Linked DNA regions of Homo sapiens: region 2 is linked to region 1. Evidence: read pairs that join two places in POLR2A ChIA-PET (ENCODE). Cell type or tissue: endothelial cell of umbilical vein. All regions are shown on one strand. Links, peaks and the distances in the headings refer to the core of each region. The heading gives the core; the rest is flanking DNA.

What was found. ChIA-PET counts read pairs that join two places held together with the same protein. Peaks named below come from ENCODE experiments on the same cell type or tissue, not always from the same donor. Only the 100,000 strongest peaks of a DNase experiment are listed, where the experiment ranks them.
Region 2: POLR2A ChIA-PET joins it to region 1 with 7 read pairs; 1 of 35 experiments calls an interaction of 5 or more read pairs at or near these places.

What each region holds. Positions count from the first base shown.
Region 1 is chr3:192,849,076-192,854,458 of GRCh38, forward strand. The region is part of intron 1 of MB21D2 (Mab-21 domain containing 2); the gene reads right to left. Among named protein-coding and RNA genes, the nearest start is that of MB21D2, 66 kb to the right of the region's middle. RefSeq lists enhancers at 1,958-2,007, 2,038-2,087. In endothelial cell of umbilical vein, for the core only: no CTCF peak of the experiment used is centred there; DNase peaks (open chromatin) are centred at 1,826 and 2,956; H3K27ac peaks cover 716 bases.
Region 2 is chr3:193,611,591-193,616,973 of GRCh38, forward strand. OPA1 (OPA1 mitochondrial dynamin like GTPase) reads left to right here. Exons shown (of 31, transcript NM_130837.3): 2 at 3,133-3,451; 3 at 4,084-4,180. Among named protein-coding and RNA genes, the nearest start is that of OPA1-AS1, 13 kb to the right of the region's middle. In endothelial cell of umbilical vein, for the core only: no CTCF peak of the experiment used is centred there; a DNase peak (open chromatin) is centred at 3,041.

The DNA of each region.
Region 1 (5,383 bases), core at 197-5,196:
TGGGGCAGCCCCCTGCTCAGTCCTGAAATGGCTGGCATTCCACTATGAGGACAAACCACGATCCTCTGGCCACTGGAGTGACAAGCTGGCTTCCCACCACTCCGTGCTCCCATGCTCACACTTGCCTCCCAGCCTGTTACTCGAACCTTCCGAATTCTGTACTGTGAGACTCTTCCTCCAAAGCTCTCATGGCTAATTCGTTAACCATCTTCAAGTGCAAGTTTTTCACGTCTCTTTTTTTGGGGGGGGGGCGGGGGGTGGGGGTGGAGTCTCGCTCTGTTGCCCAGGCTGGCGTGCAGTGGCGCGATCTCGGCTCACTGCAACCTCCGCCTCCCGGGTTCAAGCGATTCTCCTGCCTCAGCTTCCTGAGTAGCTGGGATTACAGGCATGTGCCACCACGCCCAGCTAATTTTTGTATTTTTAGTAGAGACAGGGTTTCACCATGTTGGTCAGGCTGGTCTTGAACTCCTGACTTCGTGATCTACCTGCCTCGGCCTCCCAGAGTGCTGGAATTACTGGCGTGAGACACCACACTCGGCTGTCACCGTCTTACTTTATTTAATATTTCAACCACTTTATATCCCTTTTTACTTTGCTCTACTTCAACCTTTTTTCATGACACTTATTCTATTAAATAAAAAAAACTATATTTATTTATGTCTATTGCTTATTATTCTGTTTGCCCTGGCAGAATAGTATAAAGACAGCAAAAGTCCTTTTCTATATTATATATTGCTCACTCATATGTCCCAAGGACCTAGAACAACTCCTGGCACAGAAGAGCCTCATAAATGTTTGCTGAGTGAATAAACTGTCAGAGACAGAAACATGTCATATAAAAATTTTCTTTTTTTTTTTTTTTCGAGACAGTCTCACTCTGTCACCCAGGCCGGAGTGCAGTGGTGCGATCTTGGCTCACGGCAACCTTTGCCTGCTGGATTCAAGCAATTCTCCTGCCTCAGCTTCCTGAGTAGCTGGGACTACTGGCGCGTGCCACCACACCAGGCTAATTTTTTGCATTTTCAGTAGAGAGGGGGTTTCACCATGTTGGCCAGGCTGGTCTTGAACTCCTGACCTTATGATCCACCCGCCTCGGCCTCCCAAAGTGCCAGGATTACAGGCATGAGCCACCGCGCCCGGCCCATAGAACAATTTTCTGGGGTTCCACTAAGAAAAGACTAAGCTGGGACTTCTGATCTCCCAGGAGACAGACTCTACACTGAAGGAAAGAACCTGGGTGATAGCTCCTAGTAGAATCTAGACAGCAAGCTCCAGCAGAGTAACAGAGATGTGGACAGACTGTATACCTCTCAAGGCAGGCCACTGCACGGTCTCTGCAACTTGAGGTTCGAGGCTCTCAACTCTAGTACCCACCCACCATATCTCTCCTTCATTCCGTCATTCATCGCATGTGTGGTGAGCCGGGCAGCATGGTTAGACTTGCTTGTACTTCTCCACATTCCACAGAAAAGAGGTGCCTGCTATCAAGTCCCTGCCTGCACAGGCCAGGCCCCACCCAGATACACATACACGTCTGAAAACCTTTGGCCTCAGGCTCAGCCCTGCACGCTGCCGAATCAGCCCTGAGCAAACCTGTCAGTGGACTGGGAGCCCCGTCCCGTCTCCCTGCGGCCTAGATCCCCTGTGATGCCTCAAATCCACTGCGCACCATAATCCGAAGGGCAGTACAAATGACAAAGTACAGCACACTGTAACAGACACCCACGCCACAGGCCACCCCCAACTCTGAGCTACTGAACTCCACAGTCATTTAAGACCTTTGTAACTTCCTCCCACGTTTACACTCATTTTTAAATATGTCTTCTATCCTGTGACTCACAGTGTGTGGCGGGAAGAGTAAGGTTAAGAGCACAGACTCTGCAGTTAAACCAAGCTTGCTCTGCTACTTATTGTTAGCTGTGTTACCTATCTATGCCTTCTTCTTTACTGGCAATATGGCAATAGTAATTGCACCTATGAAGTAATTATGAAGACGAATGAATTTAAAAGGTAAAGCTCATGGAACAATGAACATAGAACACACTCAAGATATGGCTCCTATAAACAAAATGAGGTATAGCCACACCATAGAATAGAATTAAGCTATAAAAAGAAATGAAGTATTGTTACACGGATAACCTTAAAAACATTATGCTAAGTCAAAAAAGCCAGACACAAAAGGCCACCTATTATGCAATTCCATTTATATGAAATGTCCAGAATAGGCAAATCCATAGATTCAGAAAGGAGATTTGTGTCTGCCAAGGGCTGTTGGGGAGTGGGGAGTAGAAGGTGACTGCTAATGAGTATGGGGTTTCTTCTGGGGGCAATAAAAATATTCCAAAATTAGAGAGTGATCAATGTGAATTTTGTACATATAGTAAAACCACTAAATTGTACACTTTTTTTTTGTCTGTTTTTTTTTTTTTTTTTTTTGGAGATGGAGTCTCACTCTGTTGCCCAGGCTGGAGTGCAGTGCCACGATCTTGGCTCACTGAAACCTCCGTCTCCCGGATTCAAGCGATTCTCCTGCCTCAGCCTCCAGAGTAGATGGGATTAAGGGCATGCACCGCCATATCCCGCTAATTTTTGTATTTTTTTTTTAGTAAAGACAGGGTTTTGCCATGTTTGCCAGGCTGGTCTTGAACTCCTGACCTCAAGTGATCCCCCTGACTCGGCCTCCCAAAGTGCTGGGATCACAGGCGTAAGCCAGCATGCCTGGCCGATTTTTAAAAGGTTATTATTATTTATCTTCCTCTTCTTTGAGCTACTCCAAGACAGTGCCCAAGTCTTACTGCTGTATCCTCTAAAGTATCCAACACAAAGCAAGACATGCTGTCAAATAAACTAAGTAACCATGACAAATGTGGAGCCAAAATTTTCTAGGAAACATCAACAAAGACTAGAACAACTGGGCAGCTTCGAGGAATGATTGGCAAACTTGGGCAAAGTTTTATCCCCCAGGCATCTGGAGTCGTGCCAGTGTACACTGACTCACTGTGGCTGAGGGTCAAGGGCAGGTTCTGCCAACAGGGGAAATGATCAGAAAGCAGAACTGAGACAGACCAGTTCAGGGAGAGAAAATATGGGGCGAGATGCCTCCTTCATCCTTTCACCAGGATTCACACTCAGAGACACCACTCAGCATGCACAGCACCCATTTCCAAAATGCAGACCTATTTGTATGGTCACTCTTCAATCGATGTAATTGCTACAAAAGCTAATAAACTGGAAAGACAGGTTGTGAGGCGAAAGAAAGCCATAGGAAGCAAATAGCCCTTATTTCAAAGCAGCAGGTTTTTGTTTGCTTTGTTTTTTGCTTGAACTGACAGTCAGTAAAGTATTCTTAAATATATTCTAGCACTCAGCTGAACCACCTTGCAACCTGCTTCATATACAGGTTCTAGAGGTCATTTTGTAGCAGGACATTTTAAACGGGGGAAAAACAGAAGGAGAAATAAGCAATTGCCTCAAACAAGGAAAACAGTCTCTTTACTTCATAGTGAAAAGAAAAAACAGACTAAGTTTCTTGCATCCTTTTGAATCCAAAAGCAATAAATACAGGAAATGTTAAATAATGAGAGCAAAATAAAAACCAATGTCCATTTGTTAGTATGGCTAACATAATTGAGAGGTGGATGACTGCCAGAAGCAGGTGAAGGTCAGTTGACTGGCAAATCCTCCAATTTTGCCCTAGAACTTTCAGAATGAGCTCCCCACCACTGACCCCCACTTCCAGTCACTTTAACCAAGATGCCCATCATCCTCTGTCTGTAGCATTCTCACTGCATTTCCAAATTACTCCAGGTTTTCCTGTTCCTACTTTTATGACCATCTGAAATCCAGATTCTTAAAAGTGCTTTTTAAAATATCCCATCATCTTTCATTTCTGTTAGCTACTTTTCTTTCTCCTTATCACTGCCCTAAATCCAGTTTTCAGTTATCTCTCTCTGTCTCTCTCTCTCTCTCTCTCTCTCTCTGAGACCATTTTCATTGCTTTTTACCTGGTTTATATTCAGTATATTGACTTTCTGATCCATCTTCCATATAGTCCCAGCATTATAAATGGACAAATGAATGAATGAGGCCTAGACTCCTTAACCTGGTCTTTGAGACCAACCACACCCACCAACCACATCACCCCTCGAAGGTCTTCTCCCACTTCTGGACACTCACTCCACATCTCCACACCAACCAACCGCCATTCCATCCCGTGTTGACCCTGTCAGAATTTAACACTCCTTTCTTTAGGAGGCACTTCCGTGACAAATGGTTTTTCACACTAAGGTAGCATTTAATAGAAGGTAACTTTTATCACTGGACACCTATGCAGTTTCAGCTCACCACAGATTTAACCATGTCTTATCTATAATGCCTTACTGTGCCCCTAAGTACCTAAGTAACAAAATAGGGGTTGCAACAGCAGCAGTGGTGTTCCCACCTGAGTGTCACTCAATGCATGCACGCTGAATATGCAAATGAATCAATGACCCAAACAGAAAAATAGCTGAAAATATTTATTTTGCACTACGCTAAATGTTCCACATACATTTCTGGTGTTTTTGGTGTTTTGTTTTTTTTTTTATTCTCAAAAGACTTACAAGTACAGGCGCACCTTGTTTGATGGTGCATTGCTTTACTGTGCTTCTCAGATAGTTGTGTTTTTTACAAATTGAAGGTCTGTGGCAATCCTGCATCGAGCAAGTGAGCACCACTTTTCCAACTGCAGGGTTCACATGCGTCTCTGTGTCACATTATGGTAATTCTCTTAATCTTTCAAACGTTTTCATTGTTATTATATGTTATGGTGATCTGTGATCTTTGATGTTACTATTGTAATTGTCTTGGGGCACCATGAATCACACTCATAGTGTGTTCTGACTGCTCCACAACCAGCTGTTACCCCAGCTCTCTCCCTCCCCATGGGCTTCCCTATTCCTTGGGACATAACAACTTTGAAGTTAGGCCAGTGCATAATCCTACAGTGGCCTCTAAGTGTTCAAGTGAATGGAAGAGACACATGTCCTTCACCCTAAGTCGAAAGACAGAAATGGTTAAGCTTAGTGAGGAGAGCATGTCAAAAGCTGAGATGGGCTGAAAGGCAGGCCCCTTGTGCCTAACAGTTCGCCTAGCTGTGGATGCAAAGGAAAAGTTCTTGAAGGAAATTAAAAGTGCTACCCCAGTGAACACATGAATGATAGGAAAGTTAAACAGCATTGTTGTTAATATGGGGAAAGATTTGGTGGTCTAGATAGAATACCAAAAGCCAATGTCCAATCCAGAGCATGGCCCTAACTCTCTTCAATTCTCTGAGAGCTGAGAGAGGTGATGAAGCTGCAGAAGAAAAGTTTGAAGCTAGCAGAAACTGGCTCATGAGATTTAA
Region 2 (5,383 bases), core at 264-5,263, 760 kb after region 1:
CACCTCAAAAAAAAAAAAAAAAAAAAAAAAAGTTCAGCTAAGGCCACCAATTCAGTCACATCTCTAACTTCCCATTGCAACTTATGTTTTTTAGTTAAACTGCTAAGTTCAGGATGGAGTCCATTTATAAGTAAAGCAGTTAATGCTGTTTCAGCCCCTGCAGGGAATACTCCTTGCTGTACTTTGAGCCCAGGATGTTTCACAAATATTTCTAAGCGACTTCTGTAATCTGAAACTGGTTCATCTTTTCTTTTCTTTTTTTTTTGCTTACAAGATTGTATGATGGACCAATTTTTTGTGGAAAAATTTTAGGAACTGAATGTTAAAAGGTTTTCAGCGATTTTTCTAGCTATTTTTGGTCCTTCTTGTGAGGAGCTCTTAGAGGGCCCTTTAAAATGTCCTCCTCAGGTTTGTCCCATTCTGCTGCTGCCATCCATTTCTGAGCTTCACCAGCCCCCAGTATCATATGAATAAATTGGTAAATTCATGAAGTCCTGGATCGTAAGCTCCTATTAGGATTCTAAATTCCTCAGTAAATTTTTGAGACTTTTCCCTTGGACCAGGGAAGTCCTTCACAATGGGGCTAAGCTCAGTTTTAGACCATGGAGTGAAAGTAGTTACAGCAGGCAGGCCTGGCTGATATAAGGTCTCACTTTGTAAGACATCTGTCTAACTTCCTTTTTTTTTTTTTTTTTTTTTTAAATCATCTTCAGGGTGAAAGTGTAATTTAACAAAAAGTTTAGTGGACTCAGAGTATGTAGGTAGAGATGGACAAAGAAGGAACAGTCCGAGTTAGATCAGTCAAAGTACAGTCCTCTTTCTTCATGTCCTTGGTCTGTTGCTTAAGCTTTTCATTTGGTTTTTGCAAAGAATCTTTTAAGGAGGCACTTTTTGATTCACTTAGTCTTTTGGAGGCCTTTGCGTATCCATGAGACAATACATCCCACTGTATTTGTGGGGGCTTTGATCCCCTTTTTCTAATATGCCTTGCAAACAATTTTATCCAAATTAAAACTTCTCCATTGTGGCCATTTTAATTCTAAGTTTTCTTTAGTGAGGTTAACCCATTTTACTGAAAATGCACATGTTCTGGGCCCATAATTTTTATACGTAAAATTAGCTGGAGTCCCTGAAGATGGAGTCCCAGACTCCTTGGATTGAGATGATCCCATTATTAAATAAGGTACTTATCAGAGGTCTGAGGCCTCTAACTGAATCCAATCCAGTTAATTATCAAATCCAATTTGATCTTGGATCCAGTCCAGGCTAAGTATTGCTTGAGTAAACTCGGAGAGCTCAAAACACAAGTTAGTGGAGCTCGGAATCTGAGAGAAAACTCACCCATGACCTCCAGTTACAATCAAGAGACCAGTGAGAGCAACGGCCTCAGTGGGTACCTCACCAGGTCACCTGGTGTTCCAGGGGGTTGCCAGAGTTTTTCTTCAAATCCCACTTCTGACACCAGATCTGTTAAAAGAAAACTTCAGACAAGTTAAATTTGATGGAGTTTAATTAAGCAAGGAAAATAAACACTTTGCAAATCAGGCAGCCTCCAGAATTGAATGCAGTTTGAACACTTAGCAGTCTATTAGTGCTTGAAGTATGGCCACTGGGATTGGCCAACACTCAGCTATTATTACAGATGCATACTACTCAGGTTTTCCATTTTGTCTGCCTATTGTGCTAGGTTATGGTTTGTCCACAAGAACACAAATATAGAAGTATGGAGTCCTTCTCAGGCCATATTTAGTTTGCTTTAACAATACTTAAAAAAAAAATTTGTAAAATAAGGATACTTAACCTTACTCGGTGTTTCTGAGAGTTAACATTTATATAGTTATGCTGTAGTGAAAACAGCTAGCGTAATGTCTGGTATGTATAGGAACACAAGAGATACCGCTTTTCCCATATCCCCATACCATTCTTCACAGCATTGCTCCTGTCTTCCTTGATTCCTCCTCCTCCTTCTTTGTTTTTTTTTTGTTTGTTTGTTTGTTTTTTTTTGGAGGTGGAGTCTCACTCTGTTGCCCAGGCTGGAGTGCAGTGGTGTGATCTCAGCTTACTGCAACCTCTGCCTCCTGGGTTCAAGTGATTCTCCTGCCTCAGCCTCCTGAATAGCTGGGATTACAGGCACACACCAACACACTCAGCTAATTTTTGTATTTTTAGTAGGGATGGGGTTTCACCATGTTGGCCAGGCTGGTCTTGAACTCCTGACCTCAGGTGATTCACCCACCTCAGCCTCCCAAAGTGCTGGGATTACAGGTGTGAGCCACCACACCCTGCCTCCTTCTTAAGAAGTTTCCAGTCCCTTGTAATTAAAGGAATTAATATTTTTTAACTACTTAGAATCAGACTGGCCCTGATTATTAGTAAGCAACTAATAGTAAGCAAGCAACTATGTATGCAACTATGAGTGTATGTTAAGATATGGTTGTTGGTAACCTTTCATTCTCTTCAGGAAGAAGAAGAGGGTGGAGCTCTACAGTCAATGTGTACATTTAAATTCTGTTCCCTTTCGAGCTTTTTTGCTACTTTCATTCTTCTGGGGATCCAGGTGCTTGAGTTGGGATTGATTAACTTCCTTAATTTCCACCCCTGTGCTGTCAGGATCGGGAGACATAGATGAAGGTGTTCTAAACTGCTAGAAATTTTGTTTTTGAAAGCAAAAGTTTGCATGCATTTTTGTTTTCAACTTTTACTTACAGTGAATAGTAGTTAATAAAATAAGTCCCTGCCTTTTCTCTCTTTGGTTTCAATTCCTGAGACCAGGATCATAGCCCACATATTAGAGTGGAGTCCCACTGCTTTGGTTTGAATCATGCCTTTGTTTCTTATGTCAGTGTGACTTTGGGCAAGTTATTTAAGTCTTTGCACCACATTTTCCTCATCTGTAAAATGAGGATAATACTAGTACTTTCTACATGGGATTGTTAGCAGGATTAAATGAGATAGCACATACTGTAACCATGTCTGGCACATAGTCAATGGTTAGTAAATGTGAACTATTGTGTGACATTGTGGTTAGTCACGTATGGGGCTGTGTTTCCTTTAGTATATTGCTCTTTTAATGTCATTTCCTTTGTACTGTTACCCTCTCTGATCTTTCTTCCATATTCATTTTTCTTTCAGTGAGGTCTGCCAGTCTTTAGTGAAACACAGCTCTGGAATAAAAGGAAGTTTACCACTACAAAAACTACATCTGGTTTCACGAAGCATTTATCATTCACATCATCCTACCTTAAAGCTTCAACGACCCCAATTAAGGACATCCTTTCAGCAGTTCTCTTCTCTGACAAACCTTCCTTTACGTAAACTGAAATTCTCTCCAATTAAATATGGCTACCAGCCTCGCAGGAATTTTTGGCCAGCAAGATTAGCTACGAGACTCTTAAAACTTCGCTATCTCATACTAGGATCGGCTGTTGGGGGTGGCTACACAGCCAAAAAGGTGAACTTGACATTCCTCCTGGTTTTCCAATTATTATATCATGATTAAGTTTCTATAGCATAAATCATTTTTGTGTAGTGGAATACAATTGGATGTTTAAACATTTATTTTGTGTCTCTACCATGGACTAGATTGTTTTAATGATGCTAATAGGAAGATGCCTTTAGAATCTTAGTTATAATTACAGGAAATTAAAATGGCCTAGTGGAAGGAGCACAGGGCTGGGAATAGGAACACCTAGGTTTGATTTTGAGCTTAGACATTTAGTAGCACAGATGTGAAAGTCAGGTGGCATTCTCACACAAGCACTTCTTGGCAGGTCTGGGACCAGAGGCAAGGCGTCCTGTCTCCCAGTCTGTCTTCCTTCTACCCCACAGTAATATTTAGGGCAAAATTATGAAACCTGTTTGAAATAGGAGTATATTCTGAATTTTTACATTTTCCATATTTAACAGAGGAGTGTTAACTTGTTTTATATGCTTGTTTGCTGAGACCACTTAATTTTGTTTCTTAAAAGTTTTGAACATAATACATTATTCTTAGTAGATTAATGTGTTTTAATTAAATAATTTTTCTTTACATGTTTATTTGGCATGCAGAGCATCTGATTGACACACTTTCTTGTCTTTTAGACTTTTGATCAGTGGAAAGATATGATACCGGACCTTAGTGAATATAAATGGATTGTGCCTGACATTGTGTGGGAAATTGATGAGTATATCGATTTTGGTTTGTATCATGAACATTAAAATACTTTTTTTGGTCATCTCGAGGAAAGAGAAATAGTTTATTGAGATAGTTTCTTAACTTATGAACCTAATATATCACGGTTTTATTTTAATGATATAAGTAATAGAATATCAATGAAAAAATCTGTATAAAAGAAATACCCAGTAGCCCATAATTTTACCACAGCTGCCACTAACTGTTTGGAGCATTTTCTTTTAATTATACTTACTATATGTGGTTAGTATCTTTTTAACTTATCGATTGAGACAGGATCTTGCTCTGTCACTCAGGCTGAAGTGCGGTCTTGGAATCATAACTCACTGCAGCCCTGAACTGGCTAAAGTAGTCCTTCCGACTCTGCCTCCCAAGTAGCCGGGACTACATGTGTGTGCCACCATGCCCGACTGATTTTTTAATTTCTTGTAGAGATGAAGTCTCACTATGTTGCCCAGGCTAGTCTCAAATTCCTTAGCTCAAACCTCTCACCTCAGCCTCTCAAAGCACTGAGATTACAAGTGTGAGCCACTATGCCTGGCTTGAGTTTTTTTCTTTTAATTTTTTTCTTTTCATGAATACTACCACAGAATAGTATTTTAGTTCCCTTTTTAAAAATTATGTAATCATGGTGAATATTCACTTTGGTATTTTGTCTTTTGCTACCTAACATATTTTGTCAGCATTTCCATGCTGCCAAGTAGCCTTTCTATTAATAATATCATTTTCTGCATTATGTAATGTTGCCCAGAGCATATTTATTGTGACCCACCTAGCTAGCTCCTTTTGATTGGATACCTTGGTTATCTCTACCTTTTGTAGCCAAGTTCTTTAAAAGTCTGTTAGTATCCAGGGTAATTTCTTTTCTTAGTTGGCCACTGCCCTCCCTTTTTCAATAGGTGGATGAGAAAAAAGTATATTGGATCGCTATGATTGCCAGTAATTCATGGTGATCTTTAAGAAATATATTTTCATCAAATTTTTTTAAAACCTTTGTCAGATTTCTTAGTTTAGGTGTATGTGGAGGTGGAATTAATCTATACTTGCACTTATTCACAGAATTTATAAAGATAAAACTGTTCTATGTTGACGAATCCATTTGCAAAAAAAGCACACTTTCAAATTGTTCTTCTAATATTAATGAGGAGAGCTTTCAAATTGATGTATTTGCCAGTACCACAGCGTAGTGGCTGAGAGCCTGTATTCTGG